Regions from separate parts of the Homo sapiens genome. Here region 1 is linked to region 2. Evidence: chromatin loops called from intact Hi-C (ENCODE). Cell type or tissue: mammary epithelial cell. All regions are shown on one strand. Links, peaks and the distances in the headings refer to the core of each region. The heading gives the core; the rest is flanking DNA. Region 1 overlaps LOC105369890 (a long non-coding RNA gene). Region 2 holds the start of LOC105369892 (a long non-coding RNA gene).

Region 1 (8,571 bases), core at 417-8,416, 240 kb before region 2:
TCAGACTGGTGTCCTTACAAGAAAAGAAAATTTGGATATGCAGAAGAGATCCATGTACACCAAAGGGCCATATGGAGAGGCAGCAAGAAGGCATCTATCTGCAAGCCAAGAACAGAGGAAACCAACCCTGTTAGCACCTTGATATTAGACTTCTAGTCTAAAGAACTGTGAGAAAATACATTTCTGTTGTTTAAGCCACCAAGCCTGTGGTATTTTTATTGTGGCGGCCCTAGCAACCTAATACAGTTACCTAGAATTTATTAAGTAAACTGTCATTAACCAACATCTTCTTCACATCAATATGCTTAATAACAGAGCAGAAACTAACCAAGTGCCCACAAACACATCATATATACTAGTTGAAAGAAGGAACAAATTCTTGCATGCATGCATATGTGGAATTAGAGTAGGGTTTAACAATAATTTGTGAATAAAATACACTCTTCCTTTTATTCTTCCCTTGGACAATGTTAACTATGAGGAGAAACTGTAGTGATGAAATAAAAGTCATATTTCACCGTATCTTACTGATGATCAAATACATACATTTATTGAGTCCTTATACTGTGAAAATTTAAAGAAATAAGAAGTGCCCAAAGTTCCCTAAATGTATCAGGGCATGGAACTCATGGAAGACATACTTTTCCTGCTGAAAGTATTATCTACAAGGCGCAAAATATACTTTTTACATGGTGTTGTACAGTGAGTGGTCTGGCTGTTTACCCCAGGCATCATATGTTGCTGTCTGAAAATGGGAGTATCCTTGGGTGTAAGAACCTATATGGTCAGGTTTTTCTGAAGAAACTCTAGGAAAGCTAGTTCCTTCAGCCCACACAGATTATATGACTAATCTTTCAGAAAGCCAACTTCTTAATTTATAATCAGTTACAAATTATTATCCTGAGTGTAACAATTCAGGAAAACTAATCATGGCCTATGTGGCTGCTTGGTGAAAGCATATTAAGAGCAAAGGGAAAGTGTTGCTCCTAAAGAAATTCTCATCTAGCTAGAAATGCCTTCTGATGAATTGGTCTTCGATTTTCTGGGGATATTACGTTTGGATTGCAAAGACTGTTCATTCATCCATTGTACTATTCACTTCCTTTTAAAGCATTATTTATTGAGCCACTATAATGCGCTAAACATTATGCTAGGCATTAGAAACACAATGATAAATAATACAGACATCGTTTTTGTCTGCATGGGACATATATTTTAATTGTCATAGTTTCGCTAGTGGACTGCATTTACTGTTTCCATGAATTAACAACATTTCTCTTTCCTTTGGTTCAGTAGTACTGCTCCTTATTTTCTGTGGTGCTTCTTTCTATAAATGTTTACCAAAATATTGCATGTGTCTAATAAAACCTTTTTTGGAAGAATGGCTCAAAGTTTTTCCTAACAGCTTAAAGCATTGTGAATTGAAGTCTTTGATGGCACATACTCTAAAAACTTAGGCATCATAACGATACAAATCAAAGTGACAGAAAAATGTACCTGAAAAGTATCTGCAAAATGAACACATTTATTTTATAAGGGTCAATGTACAATCAAATATTGAGATCTATGTCTTCTTTTACCATGTTTAGAATGAGCCTATGGGATAATTTTCTAAATGCAGAAAAATATTCCAATTTCTCTGGACCAATATTTGATCTTATACTTTCTCCTCCTATTCACACCAAATCAAGTGAAATTTGGACTTGCCTGAATTCTATGCACTCATGCCAAAGACACCTATTCTTCTCGTGACTTCCTTGCCTACCTAGCAGCTTACTAAGATGAAATTGTCTAACTTTGATGAGCACAGTCATAGTTCTTGAGGTTCGCACACATGTAATTCACTGGTTTATGTTAGAAGAAAGAAAGGAAGAAAACCTCCAGTTTCAAGCCACCTTGTATTTTCTGGGTTGATTCTATAGATTTTTATCCAAGGAGTGGGCTTGTAAAAGAACTGCCTGAGGTGGAAACATATGAAGGCAAAGAGCTACAGAAGTGGCCCTTTATCTAACAACATCACCTCTCAGAAGCCATGACCCCTGTGAATTTGATAAAAGGAGCTGAATGGCATAATAGCGAAGGGTACAAAAACTAGACATCTGAAGAGACTTTCTTTTTCAAGGATATACCTAACAGACTTTAAAAATATTCCTTTAATGGGGAGTTTAAAGGAAGTTCCTTCCTATTGTGAGGTCCACGGTTCCTTAGGTAGGTCTTCCCTTTGTCACTTTGGGTGACTTCAAATATAATATTGTGACACTGTCTCTAAATTTTAGAGAGGCTTTTCCTTTGCCTTGAAAAGAAATTAGATATTTAGAAAAGACCAATTCTCTGCTTTTAAACACTACATACTTATACTTTCCTATTGGAGGCTGAACTAACATTTAAACATGTTATCATGATGCACATAAATACTGTTGGCAAAGCTTTTATGGCTACCGATGACACTATAAAAATATGCCTTCATTTTAGAACTCTAGAGGATTTGTACATCTGCATAAGCTCCAGAGTTCCCCGCTTTGTGGGGGAAGATCTGATGGGGAAGATGAGATCATTATCTACTTCTATCCTTGTTTAAATTCGTGGGAAGCCTGATTGGAAAGTACTTTTCCTCACTGTAGTTCTGCAGTACCCAGTTTTATTACCCTCATAAATCTATTAGACACATATTTGTCCATATAAAGGAATTTTTAGAACAATCATTGTTTCATCATGTATGTTTGGTGTAATATACCTTTCTCATATATTTATGTGGATAAACATTTTATTTTAGTTCCAAGTCTTTCCATTCTAGTTAAACATAGATTGAAAACATGCATAAATAGAATCATTTCAAAGGTCTTTGGTCTCTCAGTTTTTAAAATTTTACTTCCCCATATGGCCGGAGAGTCCTGGTCCAGGCTGGACCCAGGTGGGGACCTGGTTTCTACGTTTCATGCAGGCCACTTGCTTGCTGTGTAGTGTGACTATGACCAAAACCCTGGACTTCTTGAGACTTCAGTTTCCTTGCCTGTAAAGTGAGAGCTCTTCAAGTTCTTCCAACTGTACAAGTCCATGACTTTCTTTGAGACATTACCAAGATATGCAATACACACTATGTGATTTTATTTGTCCTTCAGCACAATTAAGCACCTCCTGATAGGAACTTTGTTGTATTCCTTCCTGAGGATTCTTAGAGGTTTCATAGAGTATAGCAAATGTTTCAGACGCTCATTACATCTATGAGGAAAGAGCTCAGATTCAAGGGAACATAGTCTTTGGCTCTCTGTCATTTGGAGGTAGTTTAATGAAATGTAAAAGAAGAGCTTCCATTCAGGTACGGTTTTACAATAAACTGCTTTTGGTGGGATAGAAATTCATTCAACATTTGGTTGGACTTAATCGACCTTTTGAAAATGGGGTAGGAAGCAGCACTGTTAGGTTTTAATATATCTGTTTCTACTGGTGTTTATAAACAAGATTCCATGTGAGAACATTTGGACACTGCACATAAGATGATTATTTTCCTCTATTTGTTTATGCATTCTGCCCTAATTCTAGGCACTTAGACTGTATCAATTAAAAAAAAACAAACATCACTTCTTTGGATCTTATATTTTATTGAGGGAGAAGGGGATGCTGACAATTGACAATAGGTGTAATAAAAATTAAATAATATAGTATAAAATTATATATACGTGTAACAGTGTGTGATAAATGAAATGGGGAAAAGGTAGAAAGAAGAGGGTTAAGGGGATTGGGATGTTAGAGGAGAAGTTTTATGATTTTAAATAGGCTTTTCAAGTAGGTTGCATTGAGAAGGTGATATTTGAGCTTGAAGTAAGTAAGTTAGTGTGCTATGTGGATATTTAGAGAAAAAGTGTTCTAAGCAGAGGGAACAGCAAATGTAAAGATTCCCAAGTTGTACAGTGCCTGGAGTGTGTCAAGATATATCAAGGTGCTAGGGCGACGGCAGCGGAAGGAACACAGAAGAGGCGAGGGCAGATCACATAGGGCTTTATGCTGAACGTTTTTCATTTGCTTCCCCAGATCCATTCATTTCTCTTTGCCATTGATAAAAGCTTCACACTGTTGCTAGCCTCAGAGTAGCACACCATGTATATATGATTTTTTAAATGCTCATCCTCACCTTTGTAAACGTTCTCTGTTAGGGTTTGAATGTTTTTGTCCCCCTAAAGTGCATAGGTTGAAACATAATCCCCAACACAAAAATATTAAGAGGTGGAGACTTCGGGAGCTGATTAGGTCATGAGGGTGAAGCTGTCATGAATTGGATTAGTTTGCCCTTATAAAAGATGTCTCAGAAAGCTAGTTTTCCCCTTCACCATGTGAGGGTGCCGCGAGAAGGCAACATCTATGAAGTAGTGGGTGAGTCCTCACCAGACACAGAATCTGCTAGCTCCTTGATCTTGGATTTCCTGGCCCCCTAGTCTCCAGAACTGTAAGAAATGAGTTTATATTGTTTATAGGATATCCTGTCTATGGTAATTTGTTACAGCAGCCTGAATGGACTAAGGCTTAAACTTTCCTTGATGACCAGTTTAATTGTGTCACCTATTTTTTTCCAGGGCCCTAAATGATAAAGGCATTGGAGACCACTGTAAGGATGTTGACATTTATTCTGAATGAGTTGGGGAGAGATGCAGCGAAGTAGCTTCTAGTCCAAAAGTATCAGCCTGGCCGCTCTGTTGACAATAGTCAGCAAGAGGGTAAGGTTGAAGCAAGGACAACAGTTAGGAGGTGACTACTGTAATCCAGGTGAGGCACATGTCATCTGGCTATATAGGCCAGATTATACCCAATGAATTCTAAATGCATCTCATACTTTTTTGTTTGTTTGTTTTTTGTTTTTTTTGTTGTTGTTGTTGAGACAGAGTCTTGCTCTGTCGCCCAGGCTGGCGTGCAGTGATGCCATCCCAGCTAACTGCAACCTCTGCCTCCTGGGTCCAAGTGATTCTCTTGCCTCAGCCTCCCAAGCTGGAATTACAGGTGTGTGCCACCATGCCTGGCTAATCTTTTGTATTTTTAGTAGAGATGGGGTTTCACCATGTTGGCCAGGCTGTTCTCAAATTCCTGACCTCAGGTGATCCACCTGCCTCGGCCTCCCAAAGTGCTAGGATTACAAGTGTAAGCCACTATGTCAGGTCAGAAAACAAACTTTTATTATGGCCTAAAGTTCAAGATGGCTCTTTAGAAGTAATTTCCCCATGCCAGTTTTGGTTCTTTTGAAGTGAATCCTATGTATTGCTGTGAAGATAACTAGTGATTATAAATAGAATTTTAAAAATGGAATTAAATGCCTATCCTTTATGAAATGTCATTCCATTTTTTCTTCATAGGTTATTTGCTCTCTTTGTGAATAAAATATATTTTAAACACATTTTTCAGTTTTCCAACAAAAAGTTTTGAATGCCTATATGCTTTTTTTCTAGGCAAACTGTTTCAAGGTTAGGAAGAATGGGATGGCAGGTGAGGGAGGAACAGATATTAATCAAATATTACATAACTGCATATCAAATTTCAAACTGAAAAGAGCCATGATGGAAAGATACAGGAGTGTTAAAAGGCTCTAATAAGAAGATCTGTCCTAGCCTCAGGGAATTCTGTGAAGACTTATCTTAGAAAGCAATATAAGTTTTACAATTTTATCTATTGTAAAACTTCTACCTATAATAAGCAACAGGCACTTCCACCAAGAATAGGAGTTCCTTCACACTTGGTATAACCAGAATTCTTTTAGGAATTCTTCCACTTCATTTATTTGAGAGCAAATAGAGGATACTTACTAGTTTGATTGAAGCAATTGAGGTAGATTCTCATCTACTTTCTCATGGCTGTGTTGTAGCCCTGAAGTTTGACTTATGTTAGGGCCACTCTCATAGACCCTGTGCCTAGTTATGTGTGTGACTTATTTTCCCCAAGTAAACCATGTTGAGTTTCAAGAGAAAGGGATGGAATTTCCACATGTTGAGTATAAACTCTGTATAGGCACTGTTCCAGGAATTCAAGTGCATTTGCTCCTCTGTCTTTTCCTCACAGCCCACATCTAATCTAGTCTGTCAGCACTACTATGAAAAATAGATCCCCAATCTGACAACCTCTGCATTTCCTCTTTAGTTTAACCCACCATCATCTTAAATTTAGGCTTGTATAATAGACTTCTAATTGGTCTTCTACTCATGTGCCCCCATAATCGGTTCTCCATATGGCAACCAGAGTGAAGTTAAAAAGTTAATCAGAACATGTCGCTCCCCCTATTCAAAGTTCTCCAGTGGTTTCCCTTTGCCTTGACAAGAAAATGGAACCCCTTACATAGCCAACAAGGTCCTGGATGATTTAGCCTTTGATTTTCCACCCGTCTTGTATTGCTTTCAACCTCTCTGACTGTAATCTGGCCTCTTACCATTCTTGGTAAACTCTAAATGAGTTCCTGCCTTGGAGCTGTTGCACTTGCTGTTGCTTCTGCCTGGCTATGCATATTCTTCACATAGATTATCCCCTAATAATAAATAATGATTTCTTCTCCTTATTCAGGTTTTTCCTTGGATTCTCAGAGGAGCTTTCAATTCAAAATGCCAAGTTCTACCCTCAATCCCTCATCCATGATTTCTAATACTTTATTTTATTTTTCTTTAAAGCCCTTACCACCTTCAATGCAATGTGTATTTATTTGCATATTTTTCTAGACTACAAATTCCATGAGGACACAGACTTTCTTTTTTAAACCAATTCATAGTCTCAGAATCAAGCATGTTCTGGTCCATAACACTGCACTATAATATTTATGAATATTTCCAGAATAACTGACTGATGTATCTCCTTCAAACTCTTTGTTTTTGATGATCTTGAAAGGCAAGCACAAGAAGTTCAGGACCAGTACAGTTGTTACCCTTGCCTTGTATCCCATGAACATAGTAGACAATCAGCAAATATTTTTTGAATAATAAATAAATATAACCATGAACATTAAACTTTGCAAATTGCCATTGAGAGGCAATACACTGTTGTAAGCAAGTGACTGGCTTTGTGGTTAGACTGGACTGTTTGACTCTTATATCTGCCACTTGCTGTGTCAGATTGAGCAAATCATTTAATCTCTCTGAACCGGGTCTCCTTACCTAAAAAATTAGGCTAATAAGGAGTAGCCTCATGGGGAGAATTGTTGTGAGAATTAAGTAAAATGGGAAATGTATGCAGCATTGGGTCTCCATGTGTTATCAATAAAATAATCCTCCAGCCTGAGTTAAGTGCCCTCCTCTGCTTGCTAGTGGCCCCTGAGCTTTCCTGTGGCAGAGCAATTATCCTAGTCAATATTTTCTCTTTATGTGTCTACTCTTCTCCAAGTTTTAAGCATCTGGAGTGCAAGGACTTAACTTTATTAATCTTTAAATTGCCAGAACCAGTACATGGACGGTCCTCAATGCATCTGTTTTGAATTGAATAGGACTGAATTAGAGGGATAGCCTTTATTTCAGAATAAGGACACTGTGATATTAATCAATGTCAATTTCAGTGAGTCCTTAGTAAGTATTAATAAGAGACAGGCATCTATCTACAGGTATGTTTGCCAAGTTATTAGCAAAACCTATTCTAGACAAGCTGTAAATGTAGGGTCTTAGTTGTGGTGGTGGTGGTGAAGAGTGAATGAGGAGGAAGAGAGCAGCACCTACTGGAGGAGGATGTCCCTTGGTGCAGACCTTGTCTCTTTCCCTGCTGCTACTGGCTTTTGCCAAAGCTAGCTTCCTAAAGGCTCTGGTTGGATCTCTTTTATCAGTTACTAGGTAGAGCCAGTTGTGTCAGCTGAAGTGGTGGAAATTTCTGTTCAACTTATAAATAGTTGAAGAGTCTGTCTTGGTGAAATGTGAAATGAGCAAATATTCCATTTTCTCCCGGGAGGGTGGACCAGGATTCGGTGTATGATGCTGTGATGTCAGCCGTGTCCAGGCCTCTGTTCATGAGGCTGTACAGCCATAAGTTATTCATATGAACCTAACACACAAAGTCTTAGCCTTACCAAATAATGAGGATTCTTCTCCTGAAGCTTGCTCCCCTGCTGGAGGCCTCAGTCTGCAAGGTCACCCTGTCAGAAGCAGAAATGGACATCATATCCTTTAGGATTGGTGTACTTTATGAATATGGAAAAAAAGTGATGCACTGAGCAACTTAATGAAGCTCCAGGAAACTTTATACTCTCTCCTGTGTATCCTGGCTGGATATCAGATGTTGTCTGTGTGTGTGTGTGTATTCCTTCTTAATAGCTTTTGTTCATATATTTGGGTTGTTATTCCCTGGTGTCTTTAGTTAAAAGATCTGAGAGAAGAGAAATTTCTTAGAGTGATATTTAGTTCTGTCACGCACAGTTATTAATATTAAAGGAAATATTATTTCACAGGATAAATGAAGATCTGTAAGTAGCTATTGTTTCTCCTTTTTGGCCTTTGACTTGGAGAAGCTCTGGAATCTTTATAGTAGACAGTGGAAAAAAAATATATATATATATGGGTTTTGGAATCAGGTATAGGTTCAAATACCAGGTCTGCCCTGAGACCATAAGCAGGAAACTTTAGCTTC
Region 2 (8,571 bases), core at 116-8,115:
GTATTTTAATCAAAATAAGTCATCATCACTACACTGTTTTATTATTATTCCCATAGCTACAACAACCATCTACTTAATATGCACAGTTCCTGGAACATAGTAGATGCTTAGTAAGACTGGTTGAGTAAATGAGTACATGCATGAAATAGTGGTGTAACATAAGGATAGTGATCATTCCTACCATATAAGGACACAGTATTGTGTAGTAGGGAACACCATAGGACAACAGTTCTAGCTAAAGCAGGATTAAGAAAGACATATAGTCTCCTTTGGTCAATACCTGAGACTTTGTGAGGTATATTGTATTTGGGGAGCTGTCTGAATCCCAAAAGGAAACTCTCTCAGTACAAACCTTCAATTTGAAATAGTAGTAAAGAGACATTCTATGAAATAGGTCTTTTCAAAAACTTATAGGAAGATGAGGGAAGTTGATGTTAACAGCTGAAGTTGGTTGTCTTCCCCCTCTTTGACAAATTCAAAATGACAGGAAGATGTAAATTCTTGCCCTACCCCTCCGTATTGTGAATTTCATTTCTTCTGTGAGGGTAAAACTTATTTGCCTTTCTTCTCGGGTTTTTTTGGGAATATCCTTTTTACTCACTTGTCAGAGAAAGTGCATTTTTTTAAAATCCAAAAAATAAGTATAGCTTTTTTGGTTTAAAATATTTCTTTTTAGAAAACTTCCCTGGAAGCATAGTATACTGATATCAAAAAAGCAAATATCTTGTTGTATCTTGTCAATTTCATAGGAAATAATAAAACTCCCCCAATTCTCAGAAGCATGTGACTTTGTGTCCAATATGCAAAATTTTATTTTGGAAGGAAATTGTGTATCCAGGTTATTTTTATTTTCTATGTTGTGCTATAATTAATTTTCAAGTTGCACTGTTAAGAACTTGTTTTTTTTCTCTGTTTATGTTACTTTTATTTATTTATTTGGTATGATGTGTTTAAGCTGCACTTATCTTCGTTCTGATGAACTGGTTAGAGCTTTTAAGAGCTCTTTACAAAGGTGTATTAAAACTAGCTCGAGAGCAAGGATTGCCTTAGTTAAAAAAGGTTTTTTAAAAATGTGTCTCCCCCGAGGAACCTACTCAAATTACTTTAAGAAATAAAAACGTTCGGGGCATGCCTGGCAACTATCTGATGGGAAACAGTTCATCTATGGGAGTGCCTGTTGGGAAGATTAGTCCTAGGGCAGATTGCTCAACCTTTCCTGTGCTGAATAGCTCCTTTGCTTTTTACCTGAAGGATCCAAATTAAAATTGGGGAGGGTTGATTGAGGTGAATACTGGTGGTTTAGAGGCGGCACACACACAAACACACAATGGCATGTTTGAAGCCTCCCGAGAAACAGCATTTTATCCCTGTTCCCCCTACTGTAGATGACATAACAAAAGCAATAATAACAGCATTAACAAAAACGACGATTTATTGAGTGTTTCCTCTCTGCCAGGTACTGAAAACCACTTTCTAAAGTAGTGACTGCTGTATACACTTTCCGCAACTAAAAACTTGAAGTTCAGACTGGGCATGCAATTTAACTAGAAGTAAACCACTAGTAAACAGAAGAGCTGGAGTTTTAATTCTGGTCTATTTGATTCCTAATCCCATAGACATAAATAAGGCCTCTCTTCCTTCCTCTCTCTCTTCCCCTCTTCATCCCTCTTTGTGTTGGCTCCATAGCCAACACCCTGCCCCAATGTTATTTTTTTTTTTCTTTTCGGAAGTCTGTAGGGGCATAGGGCAGGGTCATATTGCTGCTAATGGGTTTAAGTAAGCCATCTAAATACAGAATGTGCTAAGGACAGGCCTGGCTACCCAGTTATAGCCTCCTTTTAGCTTTGGCTAGAAAGAAATCCCCAGAGCAAGTGTTGAACGTGGTCACCCACGCTACTTCCTTTCTTGGCTGAAGGTCAGAGAGAGTGAATTCTGGACCCAGCACAAAGTCTTATTCAGGAAATCATAACTGCCACAACCCAAGCACTCAGAATCTCAGCTTTGAAACTGAGTTTGTGGTCATTGCCCAATTTTATTGGCTTTGATAGTGTGTGGTTCTGGCTTCCAAATAAACATACTCATTTTTTTTTTTGCTGTAATTTTTGACATGCTGCCTTTTGAAACAATAATAGTAACTCTATAAATAAGTAGCTTTTAAATGGAAATATTTCCCAATTTAATCCCCTCTACTAAATATTTAATGAATATGTAATAAATAAACATATCATTCATGGAATAAAATTCTACCATTATCTCTACATGATAATTTTTTTAAAGAGTGAGATTCTCTTCTGGAAAAATCTTTAACAGTAGTTTATTTAGAAACAATATGATTCTGTTAATTTTACTTTCCTTCCTGCAGTCTATTTTGTGGTTGCTTTTATTTCTGCAGTTTTAAAAAGAGATATAAAATTAATTTCTTAAAGAAATTTTGACTCTTGATTCTTCTTAAGCATCCAAAGTATAATCTATGCTATATTGAATGGTTGCAAAAATGAACATGACATAATGTAAATATATTTAATTAGAAAAATAACAAATTTTAAAAAGTAAAATTTAAAAATTGAAAGACCTAATGCTCAAGTTATTTGAAAACGATACATCTTGAGAATTACAACATTCAACTGTTCGCCTATTAACTTCAAGCACCATTAAATGCCTCTGTGCTTGTACATAATTGTGCTGTGAAGGACAAGAGGAATTAACACCCAAAACCAGCTCTACTTCTCTGTGAAACTTGGATGAAACACATGTTGTTTCTTCTCAGTTGGTCTCTTATTCCTAAAAATCATAATTTCCTTGCTTATTTACATGCATGTATTCCTTCTCCATTCCCTAATCCCTAAGAGTATGTCAAATCTCCGTTATTATTTTAGTCCTTAATACCATTACATTTTACAAATTATATGTTTACCTATAATTATGTACTTTTAGAGTCTGATTAATAATGATCTTCTCCACTGTGAGATCCACGTGGCAAGTAGTTTTATGCATTTTATTCATAATATATATCTATATCACTAAAGGCAAGATTGACATAGCATCTGCTCAACAAACTTGTTGAATAAATAAATAAGTCAGTGAAGGAGGGGAAGTTACTATAATCTGTTTAAGTTTTATTATATCCCACTAGACCATGAATATGGTGTATTTCAAAAATTGTTTCACCAAATATAGAACACTCACCATATTTCAGCCACTGTTTAAGGCAATAGAATTAAGCAATGAATACAATCCTATATAGTACCTATCCTCAAGAAGCTAGGAATGAGTGTGAGGTAGGGACACATATATTCAGAGAAACTAGAAATAAATACTATATAGACAGTGGTTGAAGCTATGAAGGGGAAATATAAGGTACCCTGTGAAAGAATATTGGGGGCCTACTTTAGATTGCAGAGTCAGGGTGCCTTTTCTTTGGCACATTTCACATAATTTGGTATTTTTGTCATATTTTTATGCATAGTTTTTATATCTTATTTATCTAACTAGATATAAACACAAGGCATTACACTGTATATCTCCTTGCTTTTTCAAAACTTTAAATTTAATGGTAAACATATAATCACTCATTATGAATTTAGGAATTGGCTGAGGACATATTCTCTTCAAATTACTAAAAATTTAAGGCATAAGCAGAGGCTAGAGAAATTTCTGCTCCCAGATATTGCCAGTAACAGAGGTTAGTCAATAATCCAGCTCAGGGAAGGTCATTTTAAAACTTGACTCTCTTGGGACCTAAGGATAGCTTCACTAGATTTATTTCAAGCCAGCACATTATAGTTTGTCTAAATGAACTGTGTTATTTCCTGTTATTGATACCCATAACTCTTAAAAGCAGTAACTTCTCTTGTAATTTAATTTAGATTGACTCTTGGAAATAGAAACTTTCAAAGAGCATTCTTTAAGAAAGCTGTATTTCCGTTAAGTGCTAACATAAAGAACTAAAAGTAATAATTTATTCTATTTTCTTTCCTGTATCGTCTTTCCATCTGAAATTCACTACTACACCAGTACTGACCGGGACCAATACTAGACTGAAAAATATGAGAACAGAATAAGAGGGGTTGATTGGAAGGTGAGATACTGAGTAGGGAGATCAGAGGCAGGTTTTTCTGTGCAGAAATGGAATTAGAGCTTTTTTGCACCACTCTTTTGAAGAAAAAAATATTTTTACCACTCCTTCAGTCATTTCCAAGATTTAGTTGCCACAGTCCTATCATCTTTTAGTAAACAGCAGCAAAATGTTTCATAGCTCTTTACTTCTCCTTTTTAGTCTGAATGCCTGGAAGCCAAGAAATTTGCATCTCGTTAGCTCGTCAACAAAGACTGAAGGCCACGCAGAGTTTGCACATTCTTCTTGAAATTAAATTTATTATACATTTTTCCTTGTAGAAAGGATTCAGTTGGATAGCAATTTTTAATATTAATTGCTTACAAATATAATAATGTAGGGGCTAGAAAATCCTTTATTCGTTGGTAACACGTAAATTGTTATCAATATATTATCTATTTACTTTCTCCGCTAGGAGGATTAGAGTGAAAATATTTATCTGGGTAATTTGAATGATGTAAGAAGGGGAAAAGTTTCCATCCTCAAGGTTGGGAATAGATGTCAACAATTCCAGATAGGCTTCCAAATCCAGATGACCTAGTTAATTTTATTTCAGGGCAATGAACAGATGGTGTGTGTTCTCAGTCTATCTGGCATTAACGTGCACTCTGTCACCATAAGACTTAACGGTGGCAGATGGCAGTTGCGTTAGCAAACATTCAGTTCTCTCTCTTTGATTCTTCCCTTAGGATTGAGGAAGGCCTGGCCGTGGCTCACAGCTGAGTCACACCTCTCCAGTAAAGCCTGAGGAGAGCATGTCAAACCACCGGAAGACCTCAGTCATGTGGGTTTTCCGGTTCACCCGTGGCAACAGGTACAGCTGGGGCCTGTTCAAAGGCTTGTGGTGGCTATTCTGGTCTCATTGCTAAATCCATCTGGGGTCCAGTGCCACCCCAAGGCCAAGTTAAGCATTTCTATGAGATGGGTGGAGTTTTCTCACCCTCTCGTGGAAAAGTGCCTGGATATATCAGAGCAGCCTTTCATGGCCTCTGTGGACTTTTCTGGATAGAAAAGCAGCCAGCCATATTTAGCAGAGTTTTTTTCCAGCAACATGAATCATTTAATTGTCTTGGTTGATCAATAGAGCATCAAGGCAACAATGTGAGAAAAAAAATGTTTTTCTTTTTAAAGAAGATTCTAGACTTTTCAGGAATCCAGACAAGAATATGTTACAGATGTACTCATGCACTTGCATCTCCATAAAGCGGTCCTTGGCATCCTAATTGCTGTGCACTTCAGATGAGACTAGTGCTTAATTAATGAACTAACTCTAAAATCAACATATAAGAGTCAGCTGGGACTGTGAAGATGCTGTCCTGGGAGATGTTGCAAGTTTCAGAGAATCTAAAAGATAATTTTCATCTTTTAGGAATTACAGAATAAGGGAAATAATGCAAGTGAAAAAATATGGATGGGGGATTTATTAAATCATTTGTCCCTGCTTTATGGGCATGTACTTTTCAATATGCAGGATTTTAAACTCTATACATTTTAAAATTCTCTTTCAATTTTGATGGTTCTTATTCTTGAACTAATCATAGATGTGCAAGGCCCAATAAAGAAAAATGTGATTGATAATTTAAATTGCACATGTTCCATAATGCAGATTTGCTAATCGCCAGAGCTGTGAAACATGCCAGAAAATATATTTTATAATTTATTTCTGGGTTAGCAATTGGAGATAACAAGCAATGTTGGGGGCTTATTACTTATTGCCATCTGAAATATATGCAAGTATAAAATTCCTTTGATCCTGGTCATGGATATTTCACCAGCTGGTATAAAATACTTAATAGTAAGCTGCAATCTCTTTCTGGATTCAAGCCCTGCTTTGCTGAAGAGAGATATAAAACCACTATAGCAGTTCAAATACCACTGGCCTATTGGTTACACTGCACAGGGAACATTATACCCTGCATATTCCCTTTCAGGAACTAACTTACAGCTTCTCTAACTAAATGTGTTGGCAATATATAGAGATAATTTAGAACATTGCAATGTCAATCTTTGAGTTAAAAATATTGGGGTACATTGGATGCATACTTTAAGGCAGGCACTTGTATGAGGTTTTAGATTCATAAATACACTGATTAGAATACAATACATTTTTAACAGTTTATTTATTTTATTTTTTAAATTTTTGTAGAGACAGGGTCTTACTTTGTTGTCCAGGCTGGTCTTGAATTCTTGTCCTCAAGTGATCCTCCTGCCTCAGCCTCCCAAAGTACTAGGATTACAGGCATGAGTCACCATACCTGGCCAAGGGCAGAATACATTTAAAGGAATGATAGAATACAGTCATCTGATCTGATGGATTTATTTCTAGTATTCTTAAATATCTTTCAAAATTTGACTAGTAAATTAACAAGTAGACCTGGATTGCTTTTATACACATTTGACTTGATATTGTCCTATTTCTGTAAGCAAGATTTTGATATAGGATCTCCCCTAAAAACCTGAATTTAAAGGAAAATGCCACTTTGATGATTTCCTAAACATGAGTACAGAACACACTGTAGTTCTAGTGATTTCTAAAGAAGACTATAAATTACATGAATTCTGATACCTTTAGAAATGCAAGCTCTTGTTTTGCTTTATTTTAATTTGCTTTTTAATTATTCATACAATTGCCTCAATACTCTCCTTTGATTTGCTGTAGAGGCCTCAGTTTATAGTAATCTCACAAGAATAGTGCCAAATGTATTTTTTCCTGTTGGCTTTGGAGGTGTTTTCGGGGTTTATAAATATTTTAAAATATATAACCATTGAATTTTAGAGCAGATATAGACTCTGAATTCATTCCAATGTGGGAAGTCTCAGAGAGTTTGGAAGTTAAACAAGGTCACAAAGATAGAATAAAGCTGTCATGAGAACCAACACCTTTAGTTGTCAACGAATGAAGCTATTTTTTCATGGTAATACAACTAAACATTAAGATGAAGTGTCTATAGGATTCCAGTGAATAAAAACCAACAGGAGGAGGCTAAGACTTAGTTACTTAGCTCAAGTGGTTGCTTGTAAGAAAAAAAAAAATCACAAAATTTTTTATAGCAGGATAGCAGGATAAAATCCAGTGGCAAGAAATGTCTACTGCTGGAGTCATAAAGTCTTTCATCAAAAAACTCTATTATAAAATAAATGCTCATACTTTAAGCCATTATTTACCTTATGTAATATATCAAATTTATCTTATATAATATATCAAATATATCTTCTATCATTTAGTAATTATTTTCCACACGAAAGGCAAAGATTCTTGTGTGGATCCCAGAAGGCATCATAGAGGTATCTCTGTCTCAGGCAGGAGTCCTACTTCTTGAAAGACAGGCTACCAAAAGGTAAACTTTACAAACTTCACAGCTTTCCCCAACTCCTAATAGAAGTGAGTAGATGAGTAAAATAAGGTTCTTATGAAGTACATAAAATAATATCTCAAGTACTCTGCTGAATGCTTCTTAAATATTATTTGATTCTTGTGTAACAACACCCTGAAGTAGGAACTGTTACCACTCCTATATTATAAATGGGATAACAGAGGTTTAGAGAGTTAGGGCCTTTTCCTAAGATCACATGACTGATTTACAAAGCTGAAGTTCGAATCCATGTCCATCTGAATCCAAAGATTCTGTTTTTATAACCATCAGCTCTATAATGGCTAGGTTTTGCAGGCAAAAAACACAGGATACTGAAAGGCATGTCATGTAAAGACCTGTTGAGCTTCAGAAGGTCAAGATATTTGGGTTGAGTCCTGCTGAAATGGACTCTCAAGAGCTGATTGTTAAATATTCAGGAATTTTGCAAGTTAGCTGTTAAATTGTTGATAGCTTGAAATGAGCTATCGTGGAAGTATTTACACCACCGAAATTGGCTACAGCTACAAAACAGGGTTTTGTTTCCACAGAGTTGGTTTTCCAGCACAACACTAGGTACTGGAATACTGGAGTTACAAGACAAAATGTATGAAGGAAAAAAAACAATAGAGGAATCTAGAAATGTACATTAAGGTCAGTTTATAAAGGGCCCAGGTAAATGTGGTTACAAAGTTTTTGGAATGCAAATCCAATTATGGCACCCTTCAATCTATAACCCTCCAGTGGCTCCCAAATGAAATAAAGTCTAAGCTTCATTTCCTTACATGAGAAGCCCAGAGAGAATGTGGCCTATGCTTTCCTCTTCAATGTCATTTTGTAATTCTAACCCTCTCACCCTCCCATCAAGCTACAGCCATGCTGGTCACCAGGTCCCTAACAAGCCAAGCTCTTTCCAACTTTAGTCCTTTACATTAGTTTTTCCCTTTGCCTACTATGTTATTCTAGTTTTTGCATAGTTGTGTCCTTTAGATCTCAGCTTAAATATCACCTCCAGAGAAAGGCTTTTCTTGATCTACAAATCTAAAGTAGCTGTCTGGTAAGTCCCTCTCTTTTATATCAGTCCATTTTAACACTCTGCTTGATACT

The links. Peaks named below come from ENCODE experiments on the same cell type or tissue, not always from the same donor. Only the 100,000 strongest peaks of a DNase experiment are listed, where the experiment ranks them.
Region 1: a loop joins it to region 2, with 34 times the contacts of the local background. A loop is called at or near these places in 2 of 110 quality-filtered maps.

The regions. Positions count from the first base shown.
Region 1 is chr12:90,005,947-90,014,517 of GRCh38, forward strand. All of the region lies in intron 7 of LOC105369890 (a long non-coding RNA gene), which reads left to right. Among named protein-coding and RNA genes, the nearest start is that of LINC02399, 63 kb to the left of the region's middle. In mammary epithelial cell, for the core only: CTCF peaks have their summits at 4,333 and 7,670; no DNase peak of the experiment used is centred there.
Region 2 is chr12:90,249,053-90,257,623 of GRCh38, forward strand. It overlaps LOC105369892 (a long non-coding RNA gene), which reads left to right and starts at 4,773. Exons shown (of 3, transcript XR_945183.1): 1 at 4,773-4,928; 2 at 7,340-7,452. In mammary epithelial cell, for the core only: a CTCF peak has its summit at 5,018; a DNase peak (open chromatin) is centred at 4,899; H3K27ac peaks cover 1,681 bases.